Regions from separate parts of the Homo sapiens genome. Here all the other regions are linked to region 3. A link is a contact called in ENCODE Hi-C or POLR2A ChIA-PET data. All regions are on one chromosome and are shown on one strand. Each heading gives the region's core, a stretch centred on a gene start or an enhancer-like site at or near the end of the contact. The rest is flanking DNA. Distances are from core to core; before and after follow the strand shown. Region 1 holds the start of PANO1 (proapoptotic nucleolar protein 1). Region 2 holds the start of HRAS (HRas proto-oncogene, GTPase). Region 3 holds the start of TOLLIP (toll interacting protein).

Evidence for each region. Hi-C counts contacts between places; a loop is a spot of excess contacts on that map. ChIA-PET counts read pairs that join two places held with the same protein, here RNA polymerase II (POLR2A). Pooled maps may share reads with other maps.
Region 1: a pooled map shows a loop between it and region 3 (11-fold over the local background). The contact joins the promoter of PANO1 here to the promoter of TOLLIP in region 3. A Hi-C loop is called at or near these places in 1 of 168 maps with a recorded cell type or tissue (naive thymus-derived CD4-positive, alpha-beta T cell) and 8 of 50 pooled maps. POLR2A ChIA-PET finds 5 or more read pairs at or near these places in 1 of 52 experiments (GM12878).
Region 2: a map of B cell shows a loop between it and region 3 (23-fold over the local background). The contact joins the promoter of HRAS here to the promoter of TOLLIP in region 3. A Hi-C loop is called at or near these places in 1 of 168 maps with a recorded cell type or tissue (B cell), 1 of 37 single-sample maps with no recorded cell type and 3 of 50 pooled maps. POLR2A ChIA-PET finds 5 or more read pairs at or near these places in 1 of 52 experiments (GM12878).

The regions. Positions count from the first base shown.
Region 1 is chr11:796,376-800,170 of GRCh38, reverse strand. PANO1 (proapoptotic nucleolar protein 1) reads right to left here and starts at 2,545. Exons shown (of 1, transcript XM_034751809.2): 1 at 979-2,545. The coding sequence starts at 2,545. The coding sequence ends at 1,898. It overlaps SLC25A22 (solute carrier family 25 member 22), which reads left to right and starts at 1,890. Exons shown (of 10, transcript NM_001191061.2): 1 at 1,890-1,954. It overlaps PIDD1 (p53-induced death domain protein 1), which reads left to right. Exons shown (of 16, transcript NM_145886.4): 14 at 1-40; 15 at 157-356; 16 at 606-987. The coding sequence ends at 864. RefSeq lists a silencer at 1,516-2,175 and enhancers at 1,798-2,314, 2,536-2,705, 2,846-2,905, 2,976-3,045, 3,606-3,745 and 1 more.
Region 2 is chr11:534,085-536,825 of GRCh38, reverse strand. HRAS (HRas proto-oncogene, GTPase) reads left to right here and starts at 1,250. Exons shown (of 6, transcript NM_005343.4): 1 at 1,250-1,410; 2 at 2,451-2,614. The coding sequence starts at 2,504. It also overlaps a transcript of LRRC56 not described here. RefSeq lists enhancers at 591-1,298, 1,320-2,176, 2,177-2,741 and a silencer at 2,154-2,313.
Region 3 is chr11:1,307,733-1,311,036 of GRCh38, reverse strand. TOLLIP (toll interacting protein) reads left to right here and starts at 1,405. Exons shown (of 6, transcript NM_019009.4): 1 at 1,405-1,571. The coding sequence starts at 1,539. It overlaps TOLLIP-DT (TOLLIP divergent transcript), which reads right to left and starts at 1,329. Exons shown (of 1, transcript NR_029409.1): 1 at 330-1,329. RefSeq lists an enhancer at 248-1,009 and a silencer at 1,240-1,949.

The DNA.
Region 1 (3,795 bases), core at 1,296-3,795, 510 kb after region 3:
AGACGCCCTGTGGATGGCCACTCTGCCCATCAAGCTGCCGGTGGGACTGAGGGACAGCAGAGGGGCGGGGCAGGACCGAGGCCCAGGGGTGACCAGGGTGACATGGTGGAGTTGGGGGTGGAGCCCAGGGCTTAATGCACTTTTTCCTTCCAACAGAGACTTCGAGGGTCCGAGGGGCCACGGCGGGGGGCTGGCCTCTCCTTGGCACCCTTGAATCTGGGAGATGCCGAGACCGGCTTTCTGACGCAGAGCAACCTGCTGAGTGTGGCTGGGCGTCTGGGTCTGGACTGGCCAGCCGTGGCCCTGCACCTGGGGGTGTCCTACCGGGAGGTGCAGCGCATCCGGCACGAGTTCCGGTGAGGCTCCCACTGCCCGCTGGCTGCCAGCCCCAGGGCTGAGCCCTGGCTGCCTGGAGGGCCCACCTGATTCTGACAGAAGTTTCTTCCAGGGGAGGTGGGGGAAGGGCAAACACCAGGCTGGAAAGGAAAGGTCTGGCCGCACCTGGCCCCAGGAGCCGGGAACTCCCCCACACTCCGAGGCAGAGTGTGGTGGGGGGTCCTGGGCAGGTGGACAGGACCCCTCTGTCGCCCATCCTCTGCCTGCAGGGATGATCTGGATGAGCAGATCCGTCACATGCTCTTCTCCTGGGCTGAGCGCCAGGCTGGGCAGCCAGGGGCTGTGGGGCTCCTGGTGCAGGCCCTGGAGCAGAGTGACCGGCAGGACGTGGCTGAAGAGGTGCGCGCAGTCTTGGAGCTCGGCCGCCGCAAGTACCAGGACAGCATCCGACGCATGGGCTTGGCCCCCAAGGACCCCGCTCTGCCTGGCTCCTCGGCTCCACAGCCCCCAGAGCCTGCCCAGGCCTAGGCCCCACAGACTTTTAGGCTGGCCCAGATATTCCCCAGTGGATGGGCAGAGCCCCCACCTTCAAGTCTCTCCAGTGTGTGGGGACGGGTCCCTGTGAGCAACAAAACTGCACTGTTTCTTTCACCTCAGAGCTTGATTTATTTGTTGGATGGAGAAGCCGTTGGAGGGCGGAGGGTGGTGGGGTAGAGGCCTGGCCCCTGCGGGGAGGGAGGCCTGTGTGCACAGGTGCCCCACATCCTGGTCCTGTCCTCTCCCACTGTGCCTGGGGCCTCCTGTGGGTCCTCATCTTCCTGGGAGGGAGGAGCTGTGCTACAAAGTAACCCACATGGGCTACTTTTTTTTTTTTTTTAAATGGAGTTTCTGTCACCCAGGCTGGAGTGCAGTGGCATGATCTCAGCTCACTGCAACCTCTGCCTCCCAGGTTCAAGCGATTCTGCGTCACCCTCTCAAGTAGCTGGGACTAGGGCACTTGCCACCACGCTGGCTAATTTTTGTATTTTTAGTAGACGGGGTTTCACCATGTTGGCCAGGCTGGTCTCGAACTCCTGACCTTAAGTGATCCGCCTGCCTCGGCCTCCAAAAGTGCTGGGATTGCAGGTGTGAGCCACTGCGCCCAGCCCCAAGTGGGGTGCTTTGGATACAAAGTCGCTGTTCGGCGGGTGGGGTTGTGCCTCCACTTCTCCATTGCGCTGGCCCAGCAGTTCCACGGATCACCTGTGTCTGCCCTGGAGGCCACGCCTCCCCCAGGGCACCCTCATCCACCGGCGCTCTGCCACCTGCCCGCGCCCCGCGGGTCCTTGTGCCTGCAGGGGCCTGAGGCCCGGAAACCAAGAAAGGACCTTGGGGACGCGCGGCCCGGCCTCTGCGCGCAGAACTGCCACCCTGCCCGGGGGAACCCACGGCCAGGGGGCGGGTGGGCGCGTGGCTGTGGCCTGGCTGGGCGCAGTAGCCTCGACGGCCAGGAGGGGGAGCCGAAGCCCGGAGGAGGCCGAGGGCGGAGCGCGCGCGGCGCCGAGCGGACGCGCCTCCCCGCCTAGGTGCTGGCCGAGCGCGGGGCGGGCAGGCGAGCGCGGCGGCGGCGGCGAGCGTGGTGAGTGTCTGCCCGGCGGCTCCCTTCTGCTGCGCCCATCCGAACGCGGCCGGGCTGCGGGGGCGAGAGGTGCTGCGGCGGCCGAGGGAGGTGACAGCTGCCCGAACAACGTGGCCTGGCGGGCGGGAGGGGGGGTCCTGGACCAGCGGATGCTCCGATCCGCGGCTGCTCTGGCGTGAGACGCCGTGCTCGGCCCCGACGGTTCCGGGCGCGCTCCCCGCACATACGTGTCCCCGAGGGTGGGTGTCCGGGGCCCGAGCCCAAGGAAGAAAGGCCGACCCGTGTGGGACGCACACGTGGGAGTTCACCGGACATCTGTGGACACGTGCGTGGCCGGAGTCGCGGTGGCCAGGCGGAGGACGGAGCGGTCGGCTGAGCCCCAGCAGTAGGGCAGGGGCCTGAGCCGGCCTCCGAGCGCAGAGAGCGGCCCCCAACCCGCTTCTCCTTTGTCCTCTGGCCGAGGCATCGCGCAGTTGGAGTCCCCTTCCGGGACCCTCCAGCCAGCAGGATAGAAAGCACCGCCCCAAGAGGACGGGGACAGCGGGAGATTGAATGGGGAGCCGCCGGCCAGACTCGGAGCCTCACCCCCATTGCCTTTCTTGGGGGTAGGAGGAGCCTGGCGGCTTCTTGGGTGGAGGATTTTACCCCTGCAGATTCGGAAGCAGCGGTATCTTCCTGTGGGGTGGTCTCTGCTCTCCTGCTGTCTCCCTGGCTTGCCTGTGGCCTCAGTTCACCTGACTATGAAGGGGGGACAGTGACGGCTCACAGCCCGGGGCCCGGCTGGGGCTGCAGGGTTTCTATAGCAACATCAGTGCAGGGGGAGGGCCCTGGCCAGCTGTCTCATAAACCAGGGGTGGGAACTGCCGAGTGAGGGCAGAGAAAGGCGGGGTTGGCGTTCAGAGGGAACCCCTGCCGGTTCTTCCCCAGGCAGAGCCCCTCACTGTCATCATTCTCCACCCAGAAGCTCCTCTCCGCTGCACTGGGTGACGTGCGGGCCCAGGCCTGCCTCTCCGCCCTGGGATCTCTGGGCCTGCTTCTCTTCTTGGGACGAATGGCCGCTCCCCACCTCGGTCGGCCTGACTTCCAGGATTGCCCCTATCATGCAGGTGTCCTCATCCCAGACTGGAGATAGGCTCCCAGGAGGAAGGGGGTTGCTCAGTCCCTGGAGGGCCAGGGTACACCCCTGGGAGGGACTAGAGTGGAGATGAAGGGCCCAGCGCAGCCCGGAGAGCTGTGGCCAGTCTGCACCCGAAGAGTGGGGCGGCAGGGGTGGGGGGGGCTAGGAGGGATCAGGTAGAAGTTCAGAGGTCAGCTTGTCACCACCACTGGCTGAGGCAGGGAAAGGCAGGTCTGACGGTGAAGCCCTGAGTGGGACGGGTGGTGGGGCAGAGGGCTCTGGGCATGCCAGCTCGTGTGCCCTCTGGACCTGCCAGGTGAGCAGGGCCTGTGGGTGGCAACAGTGGCCTCTGGCACCCAGCTAGCTCTTCCCTGTGGACAGCAGGCCTTTTTTGTGGCCCAGCATGAGGCTTCCCTGACATGCATCTGCCCCTAGCAGACACACATCCCACAGACACGAGTGGGTGTTAGCCCATCTCTGCTCCACAGCACCGGATTCCCTGTCCAGGTACATACAGGGTACCCTGGCCCGGAGAAAGCCTCATTCTCAGAGTACCAGCCCTAGACAGATCCAGGCCAGGAAATGCTATAGGGTTCAACCCACAGGCAGCAGACAGGAACACATGTGTGCTGGGGGTGTGGTGGCCACGCGCTGAGGTCCCTGTCGGTGGGTGGCCTCGCTGTGCCAGGTCAGCCTGAGTCAGACCCACCCCTGCTCATCTCTC
Region 2 (2,741 bases), core at 1-2,500, 770 kb after region 3:
AGGCGGGCGCTGGACTGGGCAGAGGCAGGGTTTGCCTGACTGTAAAACGCCTTTTTTGTTTTGAGACGAAGTAGCGCTCTGTTGCCCAGTGCAGTGGCGCGATTTCGGCTCACCGCAACATCCGCCTCCCGGGTTCCAGCGATTCTCCTGCCTCAGCCTCCCGAGTAGCTGGGACTACAGGCGCGCGCCACTGCAGCCGACTAATTTTTTGTGTTTTTAGTAGAGACAGGGTTTCATCATGTTGGCCAGGCTGGTCTTGAACTCCTGACCTCAAGTAATCCACCCGCTTAGGCCTCCCGAAGTGCTGGGATTATAGGCGTGAGCCACCGCGCCCGGCCCTTTTTGTTTTTTAATGAGGATGTATTTCTGATTCCTTTGCAATTTTAAAAAATGTTAAAAACATGTCTTTTTGGGTTTGAAAGAGCTAGGATGTGCGTCTATGTGCTTGGGGTGAGCCCTGGGCACTTCGCTCCCCTGTGGCAACTTGTGGGTACGGTTTAACTGGACCACGCTGAGCTTCTGCAGCGTTGGAACCTCAAGTTTGGGGGGACTGGGCGGGCAGGGTCGCCTGCCACGCAGGCCCGAGAAAGAGGAGAGTGGTGGAGGGGGCGTTCTCACGCCTGGCCCCAGGGCACACGGCTGCGCCCGCCGCCCGGAACCCCACCGGGGCTGCAAGCGTCCTCGGGGTGGGTTGCGGTGGGAGTAGGGGAGCTGGGGTGCGTGGTGGTAGGTGGGGTGCGCGGCCGCTCCACCTGCGCGGAAGGGCAGCCGGGCAACCGGACCCCGCGGCCACCCGGGGGCCCCCAGCTCCGAGCATCCCGCCTTGGTCCCGGCGGATCCCAGCCTTTCCCCAGCCCGTAGCCCCGGGACCTCCGCGGTGGGCGGCGCCGCGCTGCCGGCGCAGGGAGGGCCTCTGGTGCACCGGCACCGCTGAGTCGGGTTCTCTCGCCGGCCTGTTCCCGGGAGAGCCCGGGGCCCTGCTCGGAGATGCCGCCCCGGGCCCCCAGACACCGGCTCCCTGGCCTTCCTCGAGCAACCCCGAGCTCGGCTCCGGTCTCCAGCCAAGCCCAACCCCGAGAGGCCGCGGCCCTACTGGCTCCGCCTCCCGCGTTGCTCCCGGAAGCCCCGCCCGACCGCGGCTCCTGACAGACGGGCCGCTCAGCCAACCGGGGTGGGGCGGGGCCCGATGGCGCGCAGCCAATGGTAGGCCGCGCCTGGCAGACGGACGGGCGCGGGGCGGGGCGTGCGCAGGCCCGCCCGAGTCTCCGCCGCCCGTGCCCTGCGCCCGCAACCCGAGCCGCACCCGCCGCGGACGGAGCCCATGCGCGGGGCGAACCGCGCGCCCCCGCCCCCGCCCCGCCCCGGCCTCGGCCCCGGCCCTGGCCCCGGGGGCAGTCGCGCCTGTGAACGGTGAGTGCGGGCAGGGATCGGCCGGGCCGCGCGCCCTCCTCGCCCCCAGGCGGCAGCAATACGCGCGGCGCGGGCCGGGGGCGCGGGGCCGGCGGGCGTAAGCGGCGGCGGCGGCGGCGGCGGCGGGTGGGTGGGGCCGGGCGGGGCCCGCGGGCACAGGTGAGCGGGCGTCGGGGGCTGCGGCGGGCGGGGGCCCCTTCCTCCCTGGGGCCTGCGGGAATCCGGGCCCCACCCGTGGCCTCGCGCTGGGCACGGTCCCCACGCCGGCGTACCCGGGAGCCTCGGGCCCGGCGCCCTCACACCCGGGGGCGTCTGGGAGGAGGCGGCCGCGGCCACGGCACGCCCGGGCACCCCCGATTCAGCATCACAGGTCGCGGACCAGGCCGGGGGCCTCAGCCCCAGTGCCTTTTCCCTCTCCGGGTCTCCCGCGCCGCTTCTCGGCCCCTTCCTGTCGCTCAGTCCCTGCTTCCCAGGAGCTCCTCTGTCTTCTCCAGCTTTCTGTGGCTGAAAGATGCCCCCGGTTCCCCGCCGGGGGTGCGGGGCGCTGCCCGGGTCTGCCCTCCCCTCGGCGGCGCCTAGTACGCAGTAGGCGCTCAGCAAATACTTGTCGGAGGCACCAGCGCCGCGGGGCCTGCAGGCTGGCACTAGCCTGCCCGGGCACGCCGTGGCGCGCTCCGCCGTGGCCAGACCTGTTCTGGAGGACGGTAACCTCAGCCCTCGGGCGCCTCCCTTTAGCCTTTCTGCCGACCCAGCAGCTTCTAATTTGGGTGCGTGGTTGAGAGCGCTCAGCTGTCAGCCCTGCCTTTGAGGGCTGGGTCCCTTTTCCCATCACTGGGTCATTAAGAGCAAGTGGGGGCGAGGCGACAGCCCTCCCGCACGCTGGGTTGCAGCTGCACAGGTAGGCACGCTGCAGTCCTTGCTGCCTGGCGTTGGGGCCCAGGGACCGCTGTGGGTTTGCCCTTCAGATGGCCCTGCCAGCAGCTGCCCTGTGGGGCCTGGGGCTGGGCCTGGGCCTGGCTGAGCAGGGCCCTCCTTGGCAGGTGGGGCAGGAGACCCTGTAGGAGGACCCCGGGCCGCAGGCCCCTGAGGAGCGATGACGGAATATAAGCTGGTGGTGGTGGGCGCCGGCGGTGTGGGCAAGAGTGCGCTGACCATCCAGCTGATCCAGAACCATTTTGTGGACGAATACGACCCCACTATAGAGGTGAGCCTGGCGCCGCCGTCCAGGTGCCAGCAGCTGCTGCGGGCGAGCCCAGGACACAGCCAGGATAGGGCTGGCTGCAGCCCCTGGTCCCCTGCATGGTGCTGTGGCCCTGTCTCCTGCTTCCTCT
Region 3 (3,304 bases), core at 156-2,655:
ATCAAAACAGGCAAGCGGCCAGGCTGCCGGTTTTAAAAGGAGAGACTGGTAACCGAGACCCAAAGATGTGGTCTTTGGGATAAGAGGAAAGTGAGAGCACATGGTGTCCTGGATGGGGAGTGAAGAAAGCATGTGTAGCAAGAATGACTATCGATTTTGCTGTAGTTCCCGGAGGACGAGGACTGAGAACTGACCACTAACAATATAGAGATCACTGACAAAGAGTTTTTAGTGGAGTGGTTGTGTTACCGGAAAAGGGTCCTGATCCAGACCCCAAAAGAGGATTCGTGGATCTTGTGGAAGAAAGAATTCCAGGCCAGTCCACAGAGTAAAGTGAAAGCAAGTTTATTAAGGCAGTGAAGGAATAAAAGAATGGCTACTCCATAGAGCAGGGTGTTCCCAAAAGCACGAGGAGGAAGGCGTCCACCTGGGTACGCTTGTTTATATGTAAGATAAAAGCCAAAAAACATCACGGGGGAGACGTGCTGTACTACCTGGGCTCGTCAAAGGATTGCCAATCTTTGCATAACGCCTGTCCTCCGCAAGCATCTGTATCATTATCTTTAAAGCGAAACTTCAACTAAGAATGCTTCTTGTTCTTAAGATACCCGGACATCGGGACCTAAGTTCCGGGTCTGCTGCGTAAAAGTTTATTAACCTGTTCCCGTGACCGTAAACGCCCGACTCCTGGGGATGCAGCCAGCGGGGTTCAGCCTCAGTTTACCCAGCGCTGTTCGAGCTGGAGTCGCTCTGGTTGGAGCGCCTGACCGCGAGGGCCGAGGTCAGGCCGGACTGGGGTTCTCCGGAGCGAGCAGGAGAGGAGCGGGGCTCCTGCGGAGCGGCGCGGCGGGGAGGCCGAGGGCAGGGCGGGCTCGAGCTCGGGCTCTTCTGGCAGCGCCTCCATCCCCGTTCCGTTCACCCGGCAGCCGCCCCGTGGAGGAACCGCGCCCCATCTTTAGCCCTGTGAAACAGAAAGGCCCTTCCTCCGGCAGGCAGCTGAGGGAAAGATCGCCCTGCAGGGGATGTCGGGCCTGTCACTGCTTTGTTGCGGGCCACAGTTCCCTCCCTTCTCCGAGCGGGTCGCACGTCCGAAGGTCACCCCCGCCAGGTGGCTAGGCCCTGTCGCCACTCGACAGAGGACCGAGGAGGAACCAACCCACTGCCCAGACTGCAGCGCCGCCACGCTAGGGCCCGCGCCGACAACCGTCATGACTGGGCATGCGCAAACGGCCCCGCCGGGAGCCATTTCGCCGGGCTGCAGGGCTCGAGGAGAGAGCAGGTGCGCAGGCGCCGGGCGAGAGGCTGCGCCTGCCCTACCCTGGAGCGCGCGTGCGCGCGAGAGCCGGAAGGGGCGGTGCCTGGCGCGGCGCCTGCGCAGTGGGGCGGTGCCGGGGGCGGGGCGCGGCGGCTGTCAGCTGACTGTGGCGGCGGCGGCCTCGAGGTGACAACTGTCTCCGTCGCAGGCTCCGGCGGGGGCGCAGGAGGTCGCCCGGCGCGTCACTGTCGGGTCGGCGAGCCACGGGGGCCGCCGCAGCACCATGGCGACCACCGTCAGCACTCAGCGCGGGCCGGTGAGGCAGCCGGGCGAGGGTCGGGCGGGGGCGGTGACCTGCGGTTGCGGGCGGGGCCTTGGGTCAGGGCTACTGCTCAGCTGCGGCTGGCGGGCCGACTCCGCGGCTCTCCCGGGGCACGCGGGGCGCCTGGCCGGCCGGAGGGGAGCGGCGGCGTCCACACCTCGGGGCGGGGCGGGCCGGACGGACGCGCCCACGCTGCAGGAGGCTTGAGCTCACCGCCGTGCCGGGGCAGAGCTTTGGGGAGGCAGCCCCGGGGGAGGGGGCCTGCGCCCGTTGTGAGCCCCAGATGGAGGCGGGCCCCGTGCCCCATGGTGCCCCAGAGGGAGGCAGGCCCCGCTCCCCAATGGTCTCCAGATGGAGGAGGGCCCGGTGCCCAGATGGAGGCGGCCCCGAGCTCTGACTCCCGAATGGAGGAGGGCCCCGCACCCTAATGGTCCCCCAGGTGGAGGCGGGCCCTGAACCCTAATGGTCCCCTAGATGGATGCGGGCCCTGCTCCCTGATGGCCCCCCAGGTGGAGGCGGGTCCCGCACCCTGATGGCACCCTAGATGGAGGCGGGCCCCGCACCCTGATGGCCCCCCCAGGTGGAGGCGGGTCCCGCACCCTGATGGCCCCCCAGGTGGAGGCGGGCCTGCACTCTAGTTGGTCCCATAGATGATGGCTGTTTCCTCTTTCTCATTTACACAGAGTGAGGGCAGTGGTGACCACTTCTTGGGCCCAATTGTGTCCCCGGTTAGTGGCCACCGTGCAAAACCTCAGTTTCTTCATTTGCAAATGAGAGGATAGGCGCCAGGAACTTCAGAGAACCTTTCCTGCTCTGAATTCTCTCCTGAGAGTTGCCTGGCAGTTTCTTCTATAGCATTAATATTGCAGGAGAGCTGGTGTAGACTGACTCAGAGATGATGGGCTCCTGGCGTGAGTGGCCTCCTGGCTCACTGTTAGGGCCTTCTTGCATTGCTGTAAAGGAATACCGAGACTGGGTAATTTGTAAGAAAAGAGATTTAATTGGCTCCCGGTTCTGCAGGCTGTACAGGTAGCATGGTGCCGGCATCTGCTCCTGGGGAGGCCTCTGGAAGCTCCCAGTCATGGCGGAAGGCCAAGTGGGAGCTTACACGTCACATGGCGAAAGCAGCAAGAGAGTTGGGGGTGGGGAGGTGCCACACACTGTAATGACCAGATCTTGTGAGAACTCACTATCACCGGGACAGCACCAAGCCACGAGGGATCTGTCCCTGTGACCCACACACCCACCCTGCCAGGCCCCACCTCCAACATTGGGGATCATAATTCAGCGTGAGATTTGGCGGGGACACAGATTCAAACCGTGTCACTCACTGAGGCTGGGCTGGGGCAGGCTGTCGTGAGCGGTACAGTTTTTATCAACAGTGGCTCTGAACATGCCGTGGGTGGAAAAAGTCCTTTTTCACGATGCTCCAAGGTCCCTGCCCTCGCGCAGCCCAGTACTGGACGTGGTGGAGGGGTCACCAGGGCTCCCCACCCTTAACACTGTATCCACAAGTCCTGGTGTTTCTCCCGAGGAGATAATTCTTCAGGTAGAACATTTTTTCTGAGTTTAGAATGAAGCCCCAGGTTTTGGGCATAGCTGCTTTTTCTGAGGACTTTGAAGGAAACCTCCTGACACTTATGAGACTCAGGTGTGGAGCCTACGGGTCGGCAGAGGTCCTGGACGGCCTCTGATGGCAGCGTCTCTACCTCTTCATCTTTACTCCA